Linked DNA regions of Mus musculus: all the other regions are linked to region 1. The links are chromatin loops, found by intact Hi-C in ENCODE. Cell type or tissue: gastrocnemius. All regions are shown on one strand. Links, peaks and the distances in the headings refer to the core of each region. The heading gives the core; the rest is flanking DNA. Region 1 has its middle 73 kb from the start of Fbln2. Region 2 holds the start of Wnt7a (wingless-type MMTV integration site family, member 7A). Region 3 overlaps Xpc (xeroderma pigmentosum, complementation group C).

Region 1 (6,834 bases), core at 732-5,731:
CTCAGTCTGTATAGCTTGTTTTCTGTTTTAGGAGACCTGGGACAGGGCAGCTTGTATGGTTTCACTCCTCAGGCCCTAAGACTGCACTCTAGCACAGTCAACTGCAGGCTCCAGCCCCGACCTCCACTTCAGATGGCATTAGACCATCCTTATTATTGCATCCTGGAGTGGTCAATCTTCCAAATACTTGGATGTAAGCAAAAGCTGCACTCCAGCTTCAGGAGTCTTTCTGAGGATATAACAGATACCTCCACTTGGCTCCTTTTCCTTCTGTCCTTCTTTGACCTGCTGTACAGAATTAAGTTATGAGGGCCAGAAACCTGACAGCCATCTTGGCTGTCCCCTTTGGTTTGGTAGAACCAGGAGCCAGAAGGAAGTTGGTCCCTTTGTCCAGCCTATACCACCAACTAGAAGATTTACATATGAAAAAGATAGACCTCCCTGTTGTGTTTAAGCCAATGGAGTTTTCTTTCACAGCCTAGCTGACCCACTGATTCATATTCTACCAAGATTGGGCACTCCTGGCTCCTGATCCACCCTTCAATACAATTTCAGGACAAAAACCATCAGGGTGCCCTCTTCTTACCAAATGGTCATCCAGTTGCTGCTTGGACACCACAGGGGAAAGGTTCAGCCAGTGCTGCTGAGCTGGGACAGGAAGCTGGTCTGTAGTCCAGGGCTGGAATCAGCCTCCTGCCCTGGGCTCTGGGTCCAGCTCTGGCCCCACTCCATCACCATCCCAGACCAAGACCAGGATTCCCTAAGGCTGGACTGTTCTTCTGTAGGCTCTGGACACCTGCTGCTGTGACTTCTGTATCCCAGAAGTGAGCTCCATCTCCATTTGAGGCGTTCTAAAGCTGGGGGAGGGTTTCAGAGGCTCCCTTGCTCCCCCAAGACAAAGAAGAGGATTAGGTCACGGAGACCAGGCTATGCCCGTGCACAACATTCTGGGCTTCTCACCACTCACCTGCTTTATCTCCTCACCTGGCTCTCATGGAGCCATCCTGGTTTGCAGATGAGGACAGTGAGGCCTGGGAAAGTAGAGAGAGGGGCAGCTGCCCAGCCTGGCCCTTCCTCCATCCCACCCCTGCACCTCGGCCCGCCCAGTGCTGTCCTGGTCGGTCGGGACAAGACTCCGACTTGCAGAAGAGATTAGGACTAAGGAGAAAGAACGCCGTCCTGGCCCCGCGCATGCCCTGAGTATTTAAATTCTTTTTCATAATTATCTCAGATAGTAATTACTGCAGAAGCAGATGCGCTTATCGCAGACAAGAAGCCACCTGCCTTCCCATTTTTGTCAAAAGTGGAAACTGACATTATTTTTGCGTTTTGCTTCAATGGCTGTTTTCACTGTAAGTAGCACCTTCACCACAAGGAAAGCAACCCTGGAGAGGGAGGGGGTGTCCAAGCCTCAGGGTGATTATTCCAATCCTGCTGTGGGCATTGCTCAAGGGCTTGAGGGGAGAGAGGAACATACTTCCACAAAATGTACAGCTGGGGTTCACTCCTAGGGAGAAGCGGGCACCCCTCCCCCACTACACCCCTCCCCCACTACACCCCTTGCCCACCATAGGACTACAACCCTCTGGACTCACCCACCCACCACAAACATCAGTGTCCTGGACCTTGAAAGAATTGGCTCCCATGAGAAGTTCTCATAAGCCCCCAAGAGGATGCCCCTCCAAGGACTGGGCACTCGAAGCTCTCTCCTCTCTCACAGCTTAACTCAGGGGCCTTCAGTAACAAGAACAAGGGACAACCTGAGAACCCTCCATCAAGGAAAGGTCCTGCAACCAGGCAGGATAACTGACCTTCAGGAATCAGGTGGGAATCCCAGGCCTGGCTCTGCCAGCCTCTCTGGTCCCCAGTGTCCCTTCTGTCAAATGGACAGTCCCAAAGGATCTTGACCACCTCTTCCCTAATGAATAAATCATTCCTCCTGGAAAGCTTTTGGCGTGAACACCTGAACACGGGGGTCTCTTTCCACTCTCAGCCCCAAGTCACAAATTGTAATTGTCAAGAACTACAATTTAGCGTACTGGGTACCTGGAAGGCATTGCTCATTGAGTCATTTATCTTGCCCCCAAATCCCACATTATGGGTCCATTCTCATTCCTCCTTTTCACTCGGGGAAGCAGACTCAGGGTGGGTGAGTTTTCCACAGCCTTACAGCAAATCTACTAAAGCACTCAGTAATCCGTTCCCGAAGATGAAAATCTGATTGCTCCCATTTCCCAAGAGGAGGCACCGAGGTTCGGAGAGCTGTACCTCGGGTTTGGGGGAGTACAGACCCAAGCGTGAGCACAGAGGAACTGGAAGGGAGCCCTGAGGAGTTCAGCCTGCCTTCTGGAAGAGCCCCCTACTGGGCGTGCCACCTGTCCCTCCTCACAGCTGCGTTCTGCTGCCCTCGTGTGGTCAGAAAGGTTGACGGGGCTTCGAGCCTCTAAAAATTTGCGCGAACAGAACAGACGTGGTCAGAAGGCAAGAGTGTATGGGTAAAGAGAGAGAGCACAGCCCCGCCCTGGAGTCCTTCTCAGTTTCCACTGACTCCCTGTAGGCAAGCCACTTCCTACTCTTTGTCCTAGCAGATCTGTCTAGGACAGTCTTCCCTGACTTTATCTCTTTCCAACAGCGTCCCCCAGCCCTACCCATTAGCCATGATGTGGATGTATTGATTGTCCCTGTGCAGAAGTGAACCTGGCCTAGGTACTTCGCGGTAGAGGCTTGGAATGGGCCCTCTTCATCACCCTACATGCCTCTAGTCAGCGAACTTGAGCTGATTCGGCTGCAGGCCCTCTAATGTGTCAGGCAACAAGCCCCGCACTATAAGCATTCGCCCGCTGCGGGATGCTGTCCACTACAGTCTGCACACCAGTGGGCAGCCTCCGAGGGGCGTAGACTGTATGACGCGGGAGGACAACCGAGAGCACAACGACCAAGGGCGACGGTCTCTGCTGGGAGGAAGAGGGTGGTCTGGCACTGAATTTGCCTCCCAAATCAACCTGGGGGAGCCTCTCATTGTTCTTGTCTCGCCAGGAGGAGAAAAGTTTAGTCTAAATGCCGTCTGGTCCTCACGAGCACCTGCCAGGACACAGTGCTCAGCGACTTGCTTCTCTGTGTCTCCACTGCTGAGGCCCCGCATCGCCCAACCTACTAGTCAACCGTGCTGTGATGGGCAGGAACATGTGTACATCTGGGAGTGATCCAGGTTTCCTGTCGCAACCCGGTGAACCCGCTACTCGCAGCAATCTCATCTCACAAGGCAGGAAAATCAGACACCAAGAAGTCTAGGAACTTGCCTATGTCTCACAGATGGGAAAAGGCAGAACGGAGATCTGAATTCTGCGGGACAGGACAGGGCCGTGGGCTGCAGTGTCTAAGCCCTGCTCTCTACTGAAACCCTTAGCGCACCAGCCCTGCGATCTGGAGCAGAGACCTGCAATCAGCAGGGCTCAGAGTGTGTGATCTCCGGGTAGAAAGTTCTAGGACCTGCGCCTCGGCTTTCCGCGGACCAGCGCCTAGCGCCCCTGCGCCTGGATAGCTTTCTGCCAGAGCCACCGCTCGGACACACGCACTGACGATCCGCGACGCTCGCAGCGCCTCCTGGTGGCGTCCAACATCCTCAGCGGCGGTGGCTTTGGCGCACGCCCTAGCTGCACTGGCCAAAGGCGGCTGGCCACGCTAGGGACTGGCACTCAGCAGCTGAGCTTCGCCACCTGCCGCTGGAGTCCGGGCTCTTCCTGAGAGTCCCGGCATGCCTGCCCCATGGCTCCAAGCCAGGCTGAAAGTCAGAGCCCGGAGTCAACGGCCCGACTTCACCGCGGCCTCCCCGTGAGCAGCTGTCCCGCTCTGGATATGTGGGCCCTGAAGAGGGACCCGGGAGTGTCCACCTGTGGCCACGCTGACTACGCTGCGCACCCGCCAGGCCCACATCCTGCCCCGGTGGGCGCGAGCAGGCAACGGCGCCCACCCTGCTTATCACTGCAGAACGGAGAGCGGGAAATGCCAGGGCCCGGGGCACGGAAAAGGGCGGAGAGCTGGTCCCTAAAGCCACGTGGGTTGGGAATATGCCTCTGGGTCAAGTGCCCAGGGACTTGATCTTCCGGCTACACTGCCCTGTCCTCGAGAGCTTTTCAAACTGGTGACGCAAACATCAATTTGGGGAGGGAAGGGGAGGGGTGTACAGCCAAAATAATGCCCCCCTCCCTGTGCGGCCCCGCCTTAGTCACTGGTCTCTTCACAGCTAGATCTCAGGCTACGGGGGATGGGGAAGCCGGGGGAGGGGGAAGCCGAAGGCAGGCCCAAGTCTAACAAAGGACTGGATGCTCCCTAAGCCCGAGCCAAGACTGTTTCCATGGTAACCCTCTTCAAGGATAAAGGAAAGGCTTGGTTCCCCCAACACGATGCTACTAGCTGTGAGAAGGGGAGCTGAGCCTTAGAACACAGGTAGGGAGACTGAGTTTGGGGAAAGGATAGGGACATGTTGCAAGTTCCCCTACTATCCAAGACACCCAGGTTTCCCACTGAAAGTCCATCATGTTTCCTAGAGCACCTGTTTCCTGAAGCCCCCGCTATTTCACACTGAGGACAGGAACACTATCTGTAAGTGACCAAGCTCTGAGGAAGCTACACTTCTCTAGGGAGAGGAAGAGCACGGTGGTGAGGAGGGTCATCATGGAAGACCTGGTGGCCAGCAAGGGCATGCCTGAGAAAACACATGGGGTAGTGGGGCCTTCTGGAAAAGAGGAAAGGAAAGAGGCCTTCTGAACATCAGGAAGCAATGTCTGGGGCAAAGGGAGTGGTCCCAGGCCAGGCAGCAACTTTAGCCTACCGAGCATCTGGGAGATGTGGCGGCTCCAGGGAACCCTAGGTGGGCAGGGGTAGGTTAGCCCAAGCAGTCAGGCACTGCAGAAAAGGGCTGTATCCACAGAAGCAAGTCTCCTGCAGAGGCACGCTGGGGCATTGGAGGCTAGCAGCAAGAGAGACATGGGGCAGGGATCAGGCCGGAGCAGCTAGGTCTGCACACGAGGATGGTCTGAAATAGAGAAGCTTACGGAGGGATGGGGTCAAGTTCGGGAATGTCCTCAGAGTTCATTCTGCAGAACTCACCAGGGGTGTGAATGTTGGGGAACAGAGGGGGGGAGATCTAGAATGTTCTGGGGTCCAATAGATAGAATATGGGAGTGTGAAAGAGGAGTCATATTTCTAGCCCAAAGCAATGGAGTTGCCAAGGGGCTATCTCTCCTCCCTCCTGTTCCAGCTTGGACTACCCTATGCACACCTTTCTCATTCACCCCTCTCATGGTCACCCAACCCACTGCTGCATTTTTGCTCTGCCCATAGACTGAACATTTTGACAAACACAACTGTCGACTATCTGAAAAAGACCTGCCTTTCCACTGAGCTGTGTGCGCAAGGTTGTTTAAATTCTCTACAAACATTTCTTTGCTTTATGCCACACCTGGTGCCACTAACTGGGACTCAGTTTACCATCATCATAGCCCCTTCTTCCCCCTCACTCCTCCTTCTCCTCCATGCAGAACCCCGCCTTACTCCTACCTGTTTAGAAGCAGCCATGTCTGGAGCCACAAGTGGGATGTTATGCAAAGGCCATGTGGTCTGGAGGAGACTCCCCAAGAGGACAGGTTAGTCTGGGGCACAAATTTCAGTGTGCAGGCGGTGTACAGTGAGTAGGCCAGGGTATGGCTGCCAAGGCTGTGCTGTTCACAGTGAAGAAGCTGAGGCCTCCCAGCCTCAACCACAGAGAGAACAGCCCAGACTTGGGTCATGGCACACTTGGCCTTCTTGGTGCTGGAGTTCTTGTCCCCCAGCCGTGGTAAAAGGAACCTTATTCTCTTTGGGCCTGACCTTTGGAGGCAGGATAGTATTCAGAAAGCCTCAATCCCAGCTACCATCCCTCGGGCTCTGCCAACCTCCCACAGGGATGGCTCGGCTGGCCCAAGGGCGTTGGCCTGATGACTCGGCTATGGGTGGGAACTTCAGGCACAAACCCTGACCCTGATGCCGAAGCCCTGGAGCCAGCACAGCAGCACTACTGTCCCTTCCTGTTCCCACCCTTCCTGAGCTTCAAAGGGTCAAAGTCCTAGAACAGGGAGGACAGAAACCTTAGTGTCAGCCAAGCAGAACTGGCCTTGAGCTTCCGATCTGATAAAATGGACAGAAAGGAGGATGAGTCTCTGACTACCCTACCAGGGCACGGCCTCAGAGTCTGAGCCCTGTACCTGGGGCCAGAGCTGAGTTATCATCAGCCCCTGCTAAGGAGGAGCCAGGAGCAGGTGCTTCAGGGCTAAGGAGAGGATACCTGGGCAACTCCTATTCCACCAACCTGCCCCATACCCCGGTCCTGGCCCACTCTGGATCTTCCTCCCAGCTAGTTTGCATCCTGGCAAGAGCATGCCTGTGTTGTTGATTCACTCAGCATGTATCTGTGTCTGCTTTGCTCCATGCCTGGTGCTGGGTGCTGGGGACTCAGAGGGGAACTCATTTGCACATACACTGAGAAGTGAGACTAGCAAGCACCTAGAAAGCAGTTGGGGAAGCTCTAACTCTGTGGAGGGTGCTCAGAGCTGGGCATTGCAGGATGTATAGGAGTTTCCATGCTCTCCAAGCAAAAGGTCCAGAATGGGAAAGAAGAGTGGGCAAGGTGACTGGTGCACAGGGTTCGGCAGGGAGTGATGGCCACAAGACTGAAGAGGGTGGGGCCAGGATGGTGGGCTGTGAAACTCATTCGTATTGCAAGCAATGGAGAGCCATGGTGAGATGAACACAGCACATGTCAGGAGCATGCTCTGCTAGCTACTGGCAACCCCCTCC
Region 2 (6,834 bases), core at 1,835-6,834, 130 kb before region 1:
AAATCAGCAGAAGAAAGTGTGATCAATGCTACAAAGCCCAGCTTTGAAGTGGTTGATACTGACAGACGGCAGCGTTGACCCACTCAGGCAAAAGGCAGTTTATTCTTGGTCCTGTACAGCCCCAATGTGCTGATGGGAGTTAGCGTCCCTAGCCCTCTCCACTTGCCTGGCTCCTCCACGGCATGGCTGACGGTGGTGGGTAACTCACAGGCTTTCAATCTGCTTTCTTCCCAAGAACCGCAGACTACAGAGTGGGTTTAGCGTGAACACAGATTCATTCGTGGGAGCACTGGGAGGGGACATTGGGTTTGTGTCCATCTAAAAGCAAGAATGCTTTAAAGTCTCACTTCTGGGGACTCGAACACTTATTTCCCAAAACACAGCACTCTGGGGAGAGCCAGACTCAGCACCAGCATGCCAGGCACCGATTCTGAGTTGGAGAGATGAGGACCAGCAAGGGGCTGAGGGCCTGCTCTCCTTCATCTTCCAATGTCACCTGTATGAGGAGAAACTGGGCCCAAGCCACTTCTGTCCCCTGTGCAAGAAGTTAACCATGGACTGCAGCAGGCTGCTCTCCCTGACAGCACTGAGCGGAAGTGGGAGTCCTTCCCCCTCTTAACCAAATGGAGCGTCCTAGTTTGGATTTTAGCTGTCCCTACAGGCCCATGTAAAGGCTTGGTTCCTAGCTTGAGGTGCTACTGGGAGGGAACTGGGCCTTCCAGTGGGAGGATGTTAAGTCACTGGGGGCAAGGCCTTGAAGAAGAGAAGAGAACCTCAGCTCCTTCATGTCCCTCTCTTGCTTCCTGGATGTCATGACGGGAGTGTGTTTTTCCCCAACAGCCTCTTGCTATGATGAGCTGCCTAACAACAGGGTTAAGCATCCATGGACCTAAACCTCTGATATCAAACAAAGCTTTCCACCTTTAAGCTAAAAGCTGGGGAGGGTAATTTGTCACGTGGCAGCTGACTGTCATGGGGCTCTGGGTTTCTGCTGTTCCCCAGCTATGGGAACAGGGTCTCCAGGCCTCATTGTCCTGTCCTACCTGCTCTCACCCTGGGGGATAGGATCTGCAGGCAAGAGCTCCAGGGCAGGAGGCCCAAAGCTTTCATAAGAGAGGCCTGGGTGACTCCTGTCACTTCTGACTGCTTCTTTCTAACCGTCGCTCTCCATGGGCTGGATGCTCAGGCTCTTGAAAGAATCACCTGGGTGTCACATCCATCTCTTTGGTGGATGCTGGTGACACAGGCCACATCGGTGAAGCATAACAGCCACTATGATGGGAAGAAGTGTCCTGGCTAGGGTCTTCAGGGTGGTCCATGGGTGCTTTTCATCACCCTGTACCAGCACAGATTTCTTTGTCAGAGACGTTCTTTGCTGCTAGTTGAGGTTCTTCGCAAGCCACTGAGTCACATCAGCTGTGCTTCTCCTCTGAGCACCAGCATACTTCACTTATTCTTTGTCAGTAGTCTGCCTAGCACAGGCCCCAGCAGCTCGATACTTCATTAATAAAAGGGGTTCTATAGCCTATGATTTTTTTTTTTTTTTTGCTTTATGACTCTTTTTTTTCTCTCTCTCTCTCTGTGTGTGTGTGTGTGTGTGTGTGTGTGTTGTGGGGGGTTATGTGTGCACAAGCGTTTACTAGTGTGTTCACCTGTGTATGAGTTACAGAGGCTAGAGGAGGATGTTGGGTGTCCTACTGTGTTGCTCTCCATCTTATTCCCTTGAGACCAGGCACCTCTTAGTAGCAACTGTTAACTGTGGTTCTGGGACTGGGCTGGTTATTTCTTCTGCCCCCAACAGGTGGCGACAAAGCCCAGAGTGAGCGCCTGCCCAGGTATGCTTGGTTTGCCTGAAGAACAAGAAGCCCACCGGGACAGCTCTTTCAATGATCCAAGTAGTGGTTGCAAATGGGGGTGGGGTGGGGTGGGGGGAGATCCTGGGCTAGCAGAAATTTGCAAAAAAAGAACTTCTGCAGACAGTCCCAGACAGTTGATCTAGGGCTCAGGACTTTGGGATGCTTTAAATAAAGTTTCTCCTTCAGAACTCTCAACCCCCTCTAGTAATTGACCTAGAAGTTACTAGCTGCAGAGCATACCCAACAAACAAGCGAATGAAAAACTGTCTTGGACCATGAATTTAATAAGTGGCAGAGCTGGCACCAAACCCCATGCTTAGCTGATCCCCAAATGTGCGATCTCTTCAGCAAGCCATGGTTTTGGTTTGACATAAGCTCTGTGCAGTTGTGTAATCAGAGCAGAAGGACTTTGTTATGAGGAGATTGTACTCTAATGAGAGGCCTCTGGGGTGAGCCTGGATATCCTTTAGGATGGGAAGGGCTCTGCCAAGACAAGCCCAAGGGCACTGGAAACCCAAGGAAGAATTACAATAAAAATATGCTATCTACAAATACAGACCTGGTCCTATGTAGGGATATGTGTCTGACTCATTCAAAGATTTGCAGAGAATATCGGACCCTCTATATCTCTAGATTCTATAGAGCCTGGAACACATTAATCCTTGATGAATATTTGAAAAATGGATGAAGAAGAAACCAAGAACCGTGGGTAGAAGCCAGGTGGGTCAAGGCAAGCTTTTCAGGTGAGTGGGGATGTGGGTGGGTTACAAACTTACCAGGTGGAAAGGGAGCTAAAGGCATTGGAGTTATACAAAGAGGAAGGATAGGGTGCGCCTTTGCCCATGTTCAATGTGCATCTAATGCCTTTAACACACACACACGCACACGCACACGCACACACACACACACACACGTAACATGGGAGCTATGGCTAGAACCAGTGCTTCAAGTTCAAATCTCAACTCTATCATATACTACTGGCTGTGAGGATATGGGGATATTTAATACTCCACGATCGCGTTCTTCATATAAACAGGGATGTGATAATGAGAACAGGGCCTCACAGCATTGTCAGAGGGCTCTGAGGTAACATAGTGCAGTTCTGAGGGCAGTGCAGACATGGGGGGCAGTGCTGCCTCTGGGCTTGGCCATTCCGCCATCCTCAGAATGGCTCCTGTATGCATCTGTGTACCATCACCTGCACCATTCCTGTTTCCCTGACACCGAGGAAGCTATCACAGGCCTGCCCAGAGGCAAGTCAGGAGGGCACAGAGAACTCCTTGCAGGAGAAGGGCGGAGACTGGGTTCTTCCCACCCACTCTTCTGTCTCAGCTTGTTTTCCAATCAGTTCTTCCTCCCCCCCCCCCCCCTTCCCTTTCCCAGCAGATGCCCTCAGCCTTTGCCAGGGCTGTTGCTGTCACCACAGCTGCCACAGGACTTGCAGGTCATGTGTGTCCCAACATCCATGACGTGCATGACTCTGCTTTAAGATGACAATGGTGCATATTGGAAGTGACACACCAGAGAGATGTTCTGGAGGAGACCTCAGATGACTAGACAGAGGAGGAATACAAGAGAATGTGCTATGGGTAAAGAGGACACCCAGACACTGTCCACAATGCCTCACCTGGGCAAATCTGAAGCCAGGAAGACTGAGTGGATGGCTGGTGGCATCTGGAGGGCCTTCAGTGACCTGTGTAGCAATCATAATGGATCCCACCAGTCAAGGTCACAATTAGGACTGTGGGCTGCAGTGGCTGTACATATTCCTGGTTTCCTCACAGCACAGCAGTCATTAGGGTGGGTCAGGGCTCCTGTATGCATCCATTCACCTGCACCATTACCTCTTCCCTGTTATTGAGGAAGCCATCACAGGCCCACTCAGAGGCGAGCCAGGAGGACACAGAGAACTTGCAATGGAGAACGTCTGAACATTGTAGTGGCCATGTTCTGAAAGCACCCCCAGGCTTGGGGGGGGTGATATAGCTTAGTTGGGAAAGTACTGGTTTAGCACTAGAAAAGAACTAGGTTCAATCCCTGACATCCTATAAAGCAGGGTGGGAGTGCACAGTCTGTAATCCCAGCACCCCTGAGGTGGAAGCTGGGGGACCAGTGGGTCAAGGCTATCTCCACTTCAGTCAGATTCATGCCAAAACGGCAATAAAAGTTCTCCAGCACAAATGTCCCATCTGTCCCTGAACCCATGTTGAAGTCTCCCTAGTCCAACAGGCTCCCCAGTGTCCAATTCCCTTCCCAGCCCCCATCAGTGTCTCCATGGGACACCCAGAGATACACACACACACAAATGAGTTACCTGCTTTATTCTCCAGGGTCTCCATTGGACTCCAAACTCTTCTAGGAATACAGTCCCCCTCTCTTCCCTCCACATCACTGGCTTTCTTTCTCTTCATCCTTGCTCCTCCTTCACCCACTCCTAGCTTCTACCATAATGGGCCCAAATCCTGTGATCTGCTGCGGACAGCCCAGCCACTTCCTCAGAGCTAAAACAAACATTTTAGTGCACAGAACCCTCTTTCCCATTGCCCGGTCCCCGGTCCTGTGACCTTCTCACCAGCCGGTGCCATCTGAAGCTATGCATGTGCTTACTGGACAGGGCTCCTGTACGTATCCATTTACCATCATCTGCACCTGTCAATGAGGAAGCTATCACAGGCTTGCCCAGAGGCAAGGAAGGCGCGCACAGAGAACTCCTTGCAATGGAGATTGGTTGAACAATGTAGTGGCCATATTCTGAAAGCGCCCCCCCCCCAGGCTGTACCCAGACCAAGGTCTCCCGTGTTCCTTGAATCCACGGTTGTCAGCATGGCTGGCGCCAGTAGCCCGTGGACGCATGCGTGAACAGCGGCTGTACATGAAGGTATGCATGAAGAACTGCAGTCTGGAAGGCTAAGCAGGCCTGGAGTGGAGAGAAGAGTAGGGGTCACTAGAGTTGGGGCTACCTTGTTCCAATCTGGCTATTCACCTGTTAGTGACTTTGAGTTTGACTTCACCTCCTCAGTTTCTCCAACTGAAACTTGGGCTGCGTGTCTCTGATCAGAAAGACAAAAGGCCAGAATGCACCACCTGCCGCACCCAGCAGGTGTCGCCGTGAGAGCGCTCTGAGCTTTCACCTGCGCGTGTTCTCAGGTTCTGCTACTGGTCATTGGGCTCCAGTCCAATTCCAAGTCTCCACCGGTAGCAAGATTCCGGAGGATCCTGTCACGTCTCGCCTTAGGTGCAATCAGCCCCTCGCACAGACGAGGGTGAGGAGAGAATGTGTGGGGTAGTAGTTCTGCAGGAGTCTCCACCCCAGTTCCCTGTTTCTGGCCCGTGTGACAGAGCTCTAACAAGGCGTGAGGGTTCTGAAATGAGCCTATATCCTCTACACCCAGAGGATGGCCCTTGGGCACCTGCTGGTCTCAACCTGCGAGTTAGCGAAGGATGCTAGGCAGGCAGGATTCCACCGCCCTCCACCCCCAACTCCGCTCCACGCCCCCGCCTCCCACCGCCGCGAGCTCGGAGGAGCGCCGCGGGAGCGCGCTCGGGGCAGACATCCTCGACCCGCGGGCGCTTGGGCGCGGGGCGGGCGCTCCGGGAGGCGGGCGGGGGAAGGGCGGAGAGGGAGGGGCGGGGGCGGGAGGCAGCAGCGCCCCGCAGTCCCCGCGCCTCAAACACTTGCCGCGATCGCTGGCGCGCAGCGGCGCCCCTTGTTGCGCTTGTTCTCCCCTCCTCTGGCTCCGCGGCTCCCGCGCTCTGGGACAGTCTCCAGTGCCTAGCGCGGACCGACGCACCGACGGACCGCCCAGGGAGCCTCGGCCCGCGCCCCCTGCGCAGGCTATGTGGATTGCCCCGCCGGGCCCGGCTGGCGGGATCAGCACAGCCCGGCCCGTGGCACCCGCCACCAGCGGGGACTATGACCCGGAAAGCGCGGCGCTGCCTGGGCCACCTCTTTCTCAGCCTGGGCATAGTCTACCTCCGGATCGGGTAAGCACCGCGCGCGTTCTTTCCGCGCGTGCGACGGAGGCAAAGTTGACTGGGCCCGGGAGGGAGGCGCGCTGCCCAACTTAGCTCAGGAGAGGCAGTGGGAGGTGCAGGAACCCTGAGGGCACAAAGGCTCCCCGTGAGCGGACAACCCAGGGGCGCACGCAATTCCACAGACTCGGGCAGGGGATCGGCCATCCCAAGGATCTCAGAGTCAGGGATACCTCCAGAAACAGACAGTTAAGTGTTTCTGGAAGCGAATATCTGCTCTATGGGGTCCCCAGGAACCGCCCCACCCCCCGCCCCTGCGCGCAAGCCACAAGCACAGTAGATCCGGCAGGACCACAGCCACCCCTAGAGAGCTCAATTCCCAGCAGGAATTCTACGCGCGATATTGTGAGCGCAGCCCTTTTGCAGACAGGGCTACTCATGTAGCAAACGTGGGCCCAGGACTGGGGGTGTTCCCTGGCAAAAGCATAAACCACCTTTCAGAGCTCTGGCACCGCCTCATTTCCAGCGGCCCTCAGACCCCCTTCCCAAGCTAGGAGGACAGCACATTTAACAATCAGAACCAAATAGTACGACCAGAGATAGTTAATGGCTAGTCGGAGACACCAAGGAGAGACGCTCTCTAGCCGCCACCCAAAGAAAGCAAGACAGCCGACCCTGGGGTCGCTGGGGTGGGAGCCAAAGAACCCAGGCGTCAGGAGGTGGGGCAGGAGACACTCTAACTGGAAAGTGGAAGCAGGTGGCTTCTTGCGCTGCGTTGCGCGGCCTCTCTTTGTACTTAGGAAGTGACTTGTGTGCAGCACGGTTTTGGGGACGTGGGGGGCTTTAATCATAGACAGAGGTCCTAGCGCCAAAGGGCTACCTTGGGAGGCTTCACACCTGCCTCTCTCTATACACCCCTACTACCTGTGAACCTCCTGTCGCTGCCTTGGGAAGAACTGGACCCAAGGCCAGGGGGCGTGTGTGGCAGACCCTTTGTGTTTCTCCG
Region 3 (6,834 bases), core at 983-5,982, 220 kb before region 1:
GGTGCTTGCCCTTAAGTCTCAGTAGCTGAATGACCAAGCCACAGTGGTAATTCTGGAACTGTTGAAGTGACATTGAGTTCAAGGAGACTGGTTAGGTATGTTAGATAGCTCTCAGGTTTGGAAACTTATCTGGATATTGTTTGAGAGGCTTCCTTCCCCCGTTGTGTCCTGCAGAAAATAAACACAGCAAAGAATACTGAAAAGCCACCTGTTTCTGTCTTCTAGTGATTACTGCTGCAGAATGATGGTCGATTTCCTTGCTGTGTATTCCATACTCAGCAAAAACAACACTTCATGTTCATATCATGTCATGATTCTTTATTTTAATAATGATTTAATTAAATCAGGCATGGAGGTGCACCCTTAATCCCAGCACTGAGAAGGCAGAGGCAGGTGGATCTCTATGAATTCACGGACAGCCTGGTCTCCATAGTGAGTGCCAGGCCAGTCAGGGCTACACAGGAAGACTCTGCATTAATAACAACACAATGTTATATGTCATAGGGTGATTTAATCATTTCATAGCAGGCTATTCAGGGTTGTTTGGTTTGGCTTGGCGTAGTTTATTTTTTTGAGACAGAATCTTTGCTTTGTAGCCCAGGCTGGCCTATAACTTTTGGGAATCATTTTTCCTCACTCTCCTAGTGCTTGACTCACAGGTGAATACCACCAGGCTCCCCTGGGTATTCAGAGTTTTGATACTTTAAGTGTGCCGGATAGTTTTATATCAAATTGACACAAGCTAAAGTCATGGGAGAGGAGGGAAACTCAATTAAGTGTCTGCATAAGATCCAGTCGTAGGCAGACTTATAAGTCATTTTCGTAATTAGTGATAGATGTGGGAGGGCCCAGAATTATGGGTGGGGTTATCCCTGGGCTAGTGGTCCTGACATCTACAGGACTGAGCAAAACATGGGGAGCAACCCTGTAAACAGCACCCCTCCATGGCTTTTGCATCAGCTCCTGCCTCCAGGTTCCTGCCTTCAGGTTCCTGCCTCCAGGTTCCTTGAGTGGTGAACAATGCTGTGGAAATATAAGGCAAACAAACCCTTTCCTCCCCAAGTTGCTTTGGTCATAGTGTTTTGTCGCAGCAGTAGAAACCCTAAGGATAATAAGTATAATGTAATTCTTTTCCGTTACATCCTCCACCTTTTCAAACACAGAACCAAACTCTGTGCCTTTCAAATGACAAATTTGCTACTGCTTAGGACACTATTTTCTCAGTGTTTTGTTTGCCATTGTATCTAAATGTTTAAAACCTGGAAATTGCTGAGGCAGGAGAATCACCACAAGTTCTAGACCCTGTCTTTGAAATTAAAAAAAAAAAAAAAGAAAGAAAACAAAACAAGAATTAGTGTTTTATCTAGCATAAAAACAAATGTTTGTCTCATGTGAATTTTAGTTTAATTAAATTACTGTTTCATTTAAATCTAACCAAAGAGTCTTTGCCTCCCCCACAAACAAAACTATATTTTCTGAGAAGATAAATACGTACCCAAACAGTCAGCAAGACAAACAGTGAACGATAGAAATGGGTTGATTTAATAATTCAGCACTCCCTTTTGGAGTCTTCGCCAACCCCCACCCTGTTTTCAGGACAGGGCTTCTCTGTGTAGCCCTAGCTGTTTGAAACTCTCTCTTACAAGTCTACAGACTGGACTGGCCTCGAATCTGCAGTGACCCACCTGCCTCTGCTTCCCTAGTGCTGGGACTAAAGACATGCCACCATCACCCATACCTCTTTGGAGTCTTAAAGCTCATCTATCTTCCCAAAGTCAACTGTGGCAGGGTTATGGGAAGCGGAGTTTCTCCTTGGATTCGTTGATAATTTGCACCTGTAAAGTTGATGCAGATGTTTCAAAAGTCGAAAACCTTTTGGTATCTGAGCACTGGAATTGAGGCCAAGCAGCTGAGAAACATCCACAGCCCTCTCCCGACTCTGGAGCCTGCCGAGGCTGTTGACTTAACGGGCACGATCTAGGTTAGATCAGCAGCGTGCTTTGAGCAGAGTTTGGTGTAAAATATGGCAGAAACACAGTAGTAGGAATAAAGTGCAAAGAGGTTTGTGACCCGGAAGCATCTCACCTGAGAGTAGTAGATTCTGATAGGCCTTGGCAGGTGGGTGGTGGGCAAGGTGCGGATGAGTGGATTCAGGCATTTCCTTTAAGGTTGGAATTTAGAGTTTTAGTCACAGGGTGGTTTCAGTTTTAGACGTACAGCAAGAAAGGGGAGTGATCTGGGGGTGTAGCATGATGGCGGTGCTTCCCTACTCTGCAGATCAAGGTTTTGCGTTTGATCTGTAGTTTTCATTGTGACCATGGCGAAGGCTCCGTGTGAAAGGCTGAGCACTGGGTGCTGCCTAGGCACAGGCTGGTGAGCAGGTGACAGACGGGTGACAGAGCCCTGGTTGTGAGGAGACTATGAGCCTTTTCCTGACCCTTGCCCATAAGTCACACCGCCTCCACCTTCCCACCCGCCCTTCACATCTTGCCCTGTGTTGTCACCCAGATGACTTTGAAGATGAGAAGCAGAAACCCCGAAGGAAGAGCTCTTTCCCGAAAGTCTCTCAAGGAAAGAGGAAGAGGGGCTGCAGTGATCCAGGGGACCCCACAAATGGTGCAGCAAAAAAGAAAGTGGCCAAAGCCACTGCTAAATCCAAGAATCTCAAGGTTCTGAAGGAGGAAGCACTCAGCGACGGGGATGACTTCCGGTGAGACGCTCAGGCCCGGAGCCCAGAGACGAAGTGACTCCTTGCTCTCTAAGGGGATGGGGGAGGGGGAGGTTGTTAAGCCTTGCCAGACAGAGCCAGGCCAGCAGGAGCTGGAGGCCTCAGTTTCTGATGAGTTCAATGGCAGCTCACATATAGTCATTTATTCATGGTTTCACAGCTAGCTAGAAGCACACTCGGCCGTCAAATTCAGGGTTCCCGATTCTTGGTCTGGTGTTGTTTCAACTTCACAGACACTTAGCAGAGAGGCAGGAGAGACTTCTGCCATCTGGAAATTGGAACTGGCAACTCATGCTCCGTTGGATTTTGAGCGTTCACTGGGCACATTCTTGTCCCCTGCTGCCCTACTTAGTTTTATGTTTTTGTTTTCTTATAGTTTAGTGGATCAAACCAAAGGCTTCCTGCATTGTGAGTGAGCACCGAGCACTGAACCCCACCTTCAGCCCCCCTCTTCCTTCCATCTGGAGTATTTTCTTCCCCTCTCGTACTGTGTCTGAAGCCAGTGGCTCTGTTTTTTTTTTGTTTGTTTGTTTGTTTCGTTTTGTTTTTGTTTTTGACAGATTCTTGGATTTTTTTTTTTTGCTCCTGTTTCCTGCTGCTGCTGCTTCTGCTGCAGCAGAGTGTGCTATGTCCACCTGGATGATAGTTCTCTATGACAGTGCAAGCTACTCAGGTTTTGCCACCCTCTAGGGTGCTCACACTTCTTGGGCCTCAGCTACAACTGTGAGCTTCATTCATGTTCACAGGGCCTTCGTTCGCGTTCATCTAGGGTGGGCCTGTAGTTTGCCTTAATGGCAGCTGGATATCCTTATTTCAGGATGAGAGACAGTGAACTACCCAACCTAAGCAAGCTGGAGGGTAGGTGAATAGAGGAAGCCGAACTTGCCATTGATGATGGGAGGGCAGTCCAGCAGAGGGCAGTAGTGGGCCAGGGGAAGCGGCTGGACTCTCCACCGTGGCTCCTATGCCTCCTGGTTGCAAGTAGCAAACAAAAACAAAAGTGGAGGTCTTTTTTGAGCTTTATTGGAGCTCAGGACTGAGATGGTCCTAAAATGTCTGTGCTAAAAATCTTGGCTGTTTCCTCTAGATACCAAGTATCCGAACATTTACAAAGGCCAAAGTAACCCAGAACTGTCAACAGGATTTGGGGTTTATATATGACTCTGCAGACACATGTCAGGGTCCTGGCAGCTGTTTACCTCACACCTCACTGTCTGTCGAGCTACTTGTCTGCATGGGTTTCCCTATCAGCAGCTGCCCAGCCTGGACCTGCTTACAGGTTCTTGTGCGATCACACCTGACTTGCCATGTTTGAGGTGTGGCAGCTTCAGTGTCCTTGGGCTACATTTTCTTATGGGAGAAAAGCATTCTCTGAGTTGGGTCTCTGGCAACTCCGGCTCTGCTGGTGTGAGCTTTTTTTTCCCCTCCCTGGCCTCCAGCTCCGTGCTAGTGTACCTAGTTACCTCAGCAGTCCAAGACTTCTGGGATCATGTGATTGCTTTAATTTTGCCCTCACCTTTTCAAGGCACAGCAGTTTTGTTTTGTTTGTGTTTTTGCTTTGTTTTTGATTTTTTTGTTTTTTGCTTTTCACATGGATTGTGAGTTAATAGGTTCTGGGTTTGTTTTGAGAAACAAACTAAGCAAGCTTAGTTGCCAGGGTAACCTTACACTGGAGCTCTTCCCACTTCACGTCTTGAGACTTTTGCGAGCCAGCTGTCCGTCATTTTCATGGATGTGGTTGCAATAAACAGTCAATAGGAGAAGGACTCCTGGAGGTTTGCTTAGCCTGAGTGTGACACTAGGATATGTATGTGAGCCTTCTGTGTCTTTGATCCATATACAGGGACTCACCAGCTGACTGCAAGAAGGCAAAGAAACACCCAAAAAGCAAGGTGGTGGACCAAGGCACTGATGAAGATGACAGTGAGGATGACTGGGAGGAGGTGGAAGGTGAAGTTCTCTTGTTTTCTAAACATTGGTTCTGAGTTTGCTGTTTGGAGCTAAGTCACATGTTGCAATCTTTGTTGTTTCTTTGTAACAAAGACCATCTTGAGATAAGTTACAGTAGGGACTTGATAGAAGCAATACCGAGGAAGAGTGCATCCAGAGGGGCTGTGGAGTCCTAACTTCAGCCCAGTGCCGCCCCACATAGCTGTTTGCTTGCCTGAGGCAGGTTTTTTCACAGGCAGCATTCTGCAAATCGCATGCAGCTGTGAGTTGTGCCTAGTCAGGCTGCAGGATTTGGGGAGGAAGTCTGTAAATGCTGTAGGCCTGAGCCTCAGGTCCACACCCTGAGAGTGGTACTAATGATTCCTTCTGTGGGGCATGCTTTCCCCCAGCCTTTTATTTGACAAGGTTCAAATCTACCAAGAAATGAGAGTAGTCTGATACCTGGTCCTTTATATTGAATGTTTCTTTCTCTATGTAGTCCCAAAGCTTGGCTTTTGAATATTTGAGCAAGCCTTTACTAAGAAGGTAGTGGTGTCTTATCTGACAAAGCAACCTCATCACACCCCAAACATGAAAAACAACCCTCAGTTGTTAAAAAAAAAGTCTTTATATCTCGCTTGCTTTCTTTTTCTCTTTCTAACCCAGGTCCCATGGTTGTTATGAGTTTGTACATGTCTTTTAATCTAAAGCCCCCACCATGTACTACCTTTATTAATTCCTTATGGTGCCTTAGGAATGCTAGGAGGGTGCTCTGCCACAGAACTACGACTCCTATGCCTTGCTTTTTTGGTTTGGTTTTTAAAGTGTGTGTGTGTTTTATGTACATATGTGTGAAAGTTTATGAGTTTTATGTATGTGTCTGTGTCTGTGTATGGTGTTGATCAGAGGACAACTCTCAAGAGTTCTTTTCTGTCACCTTGTGGGATCCAGCCCCAAAGTCAGGACCTCAGGTTGTGTATAGTCTTGCCGGCCTCCAGGCCGTGGTTTGTTTGTTTTTTTTAAGATGAGGCCTCTATTATTGAACTTGCTATGTAGCCCAGGCTGCCCTGGGATGTAGGGCCTCTGGTCTCACTGCTGAGTGCTGGGATCACAGATGTGTGCTACCAGAGCAGGCACTGTCTTTTTTCCTCTTTGTAGAGCAATGCCTGCTTTGAAAAGTCCTGGCCTCTTGCTTTTTAGAATATCTGGTTTTATCAGATAAACAATCAGGAGTCTCAGGGCTTCCTTGTCTACTCCTGATCTTGTTTCCCCAGCAGAACCCTGATTTTGTCCTATATATTACCTCATTATTGTTAACTTTAACTTAGGTGTATAAGTGTTTTGCCTGCATATATGTCTGTACCATGTGCCTGGTACCCATGGAGGCCAGAAGAGGGTGTTGAGTCCTCTGGGACTAGAGTTAATAGCTGTGAGTCACCTTGTGAGTGCTGGGAATTGAACCCAGGCCCTCTGTAGTCAGGGCTCTAAGCCACTGAGGCAAATTTCCAGCCCCAATTATTACTAACCACCTTTAAAATTACCGTTGATAGAGCTTACTGAACCTGTGCTGGACATGGGAGAAAATTCTGCCACCTCACCGTCTGACATGCCTGTGAAGGCGGTGGAGATTGAAATTGAAACACCACAGCAGGCGAAAGAACGGGAAAGAAGGTAGGCTGGGCTCTGCTTCTGGGCCCCTGACCTGAAAATAGGCAGCAGACACACGGAGAAAGCCTTTGCATGTCAGCCTGGTCTGGAGCCACAGGGGAGAGCGTGGGTCTGCAGTGGAACTGATGGAGACACCTGGATGTCCCTGCTGGGTGGGAGATAGAGGTGCATGACACAAACTGAGCACCTGTTTATCTCTGACTACCTGACCCTAGAGCAGGAGTATAAATGAGAGGCTCAGAGAGCATGTGTGACAGTCCAGGAGTCACCTAGCCAGTGAGTGGAGGACCCAAGACCTGAATTCCCGCTGGCTGACACAGCACTTATGCTTTCCCTACCACGAATCTACAAGGCTTGAGATATGCCCACTGTGGAAGGAGCACCCACCCTGCTCCACTGTAGTCTCCTGATGGCCTAGGAAAATGGAGCAGCGAAGCTCGCTAAGGAGGTCACTTCAATGGGAGACATTGTGTGTTTTAGGAAGTGCAAGGTTTTCCTGTAGGTTGATG

What was found. Hi-C counts contacts between places; a loop is a spot of excess contacts. Peaks named below come from ENCODE experiments on the same cell type or tissue, not always from the same donor. Only the 100,000 strongest peaks of a DNase experiment are listed, where the experiment ranks them.
Region 2: a loop joins it to region 1, with 18 times the contacts of the local background. A loop is called at or near these places in 39 of 42 quality-filtered maps.
Region 3: a loop joins it to region 1, with 21 times the contacts of the local background. A loop is called at or near these places in 20 of 42 quality-filtered maps.

Annotation. Positions count from the first base shown.
Region 1 is chr6:91,282,380-91,289,213 of GRCm38, reverse strand. No RefSeq gene overlaps it. Among named protein-coding and RNA genes, the nearest start is that of Fbln2, 73 kb to the right of the region's middle. In gastrocnemius, for the core only: a CTCF peak has its summit at 3,608 (motif pointing left); DNase peaks (open chromatin) are centred at 2,838, 3,166, 3,624, 4,275 and 2 more places; H3K4me3 peaks cover 1,246 bases; H3K27ac peaks cover 901 bases.
Region 2 is chr6:91,410,045-91,416,878 of GRCm38, reverse strand. Wnt7a (wingless-type MMTV integration site family, member 7A) reads left to right here and starts at 5,526. Exons shown (of 4, transcript NM_009527.4): 1 at 5,526-5,840. The coding sequence starts at 5,770. Gm30437 (a long non-coding RNA gene) reads right to left here and starts at 5,551. Exons shown (of 2, transcript XR_377869.4): 1 at 4,868-5,551; 2 at 4,163-4,773. In gastrocnemius, for the core only: a CTCF peak has its summit at 4,951 (motif pointing right); DNase peaks (open chromatin) are centred at 5,586, 5,857, 6,209, 6,513 and 3 more places; H3K4me3 peaks cover 997 bases.
Region 3 is chr6:91,506,333-91,513,166 of GRCm38, reverse strand. It overlaps Xpc (xeroderma pigmentosum, complementation group C), which reads left to right. Exons shown (of 16, transcript NM_009531.2): 2 at 2,509-2,710; 3 at 4,572-4,678; 4 at 6,208-6,328. Among named protein-coding and RNA genes, the nearest start is that of Xpc, 6.1 kb to the left of the region's middle. In gastrocnemius, for the core only: a CTCF peak has its summit at 3,650 (motif pointing right); a DNase peak (open chromatin) is centred at 3,646.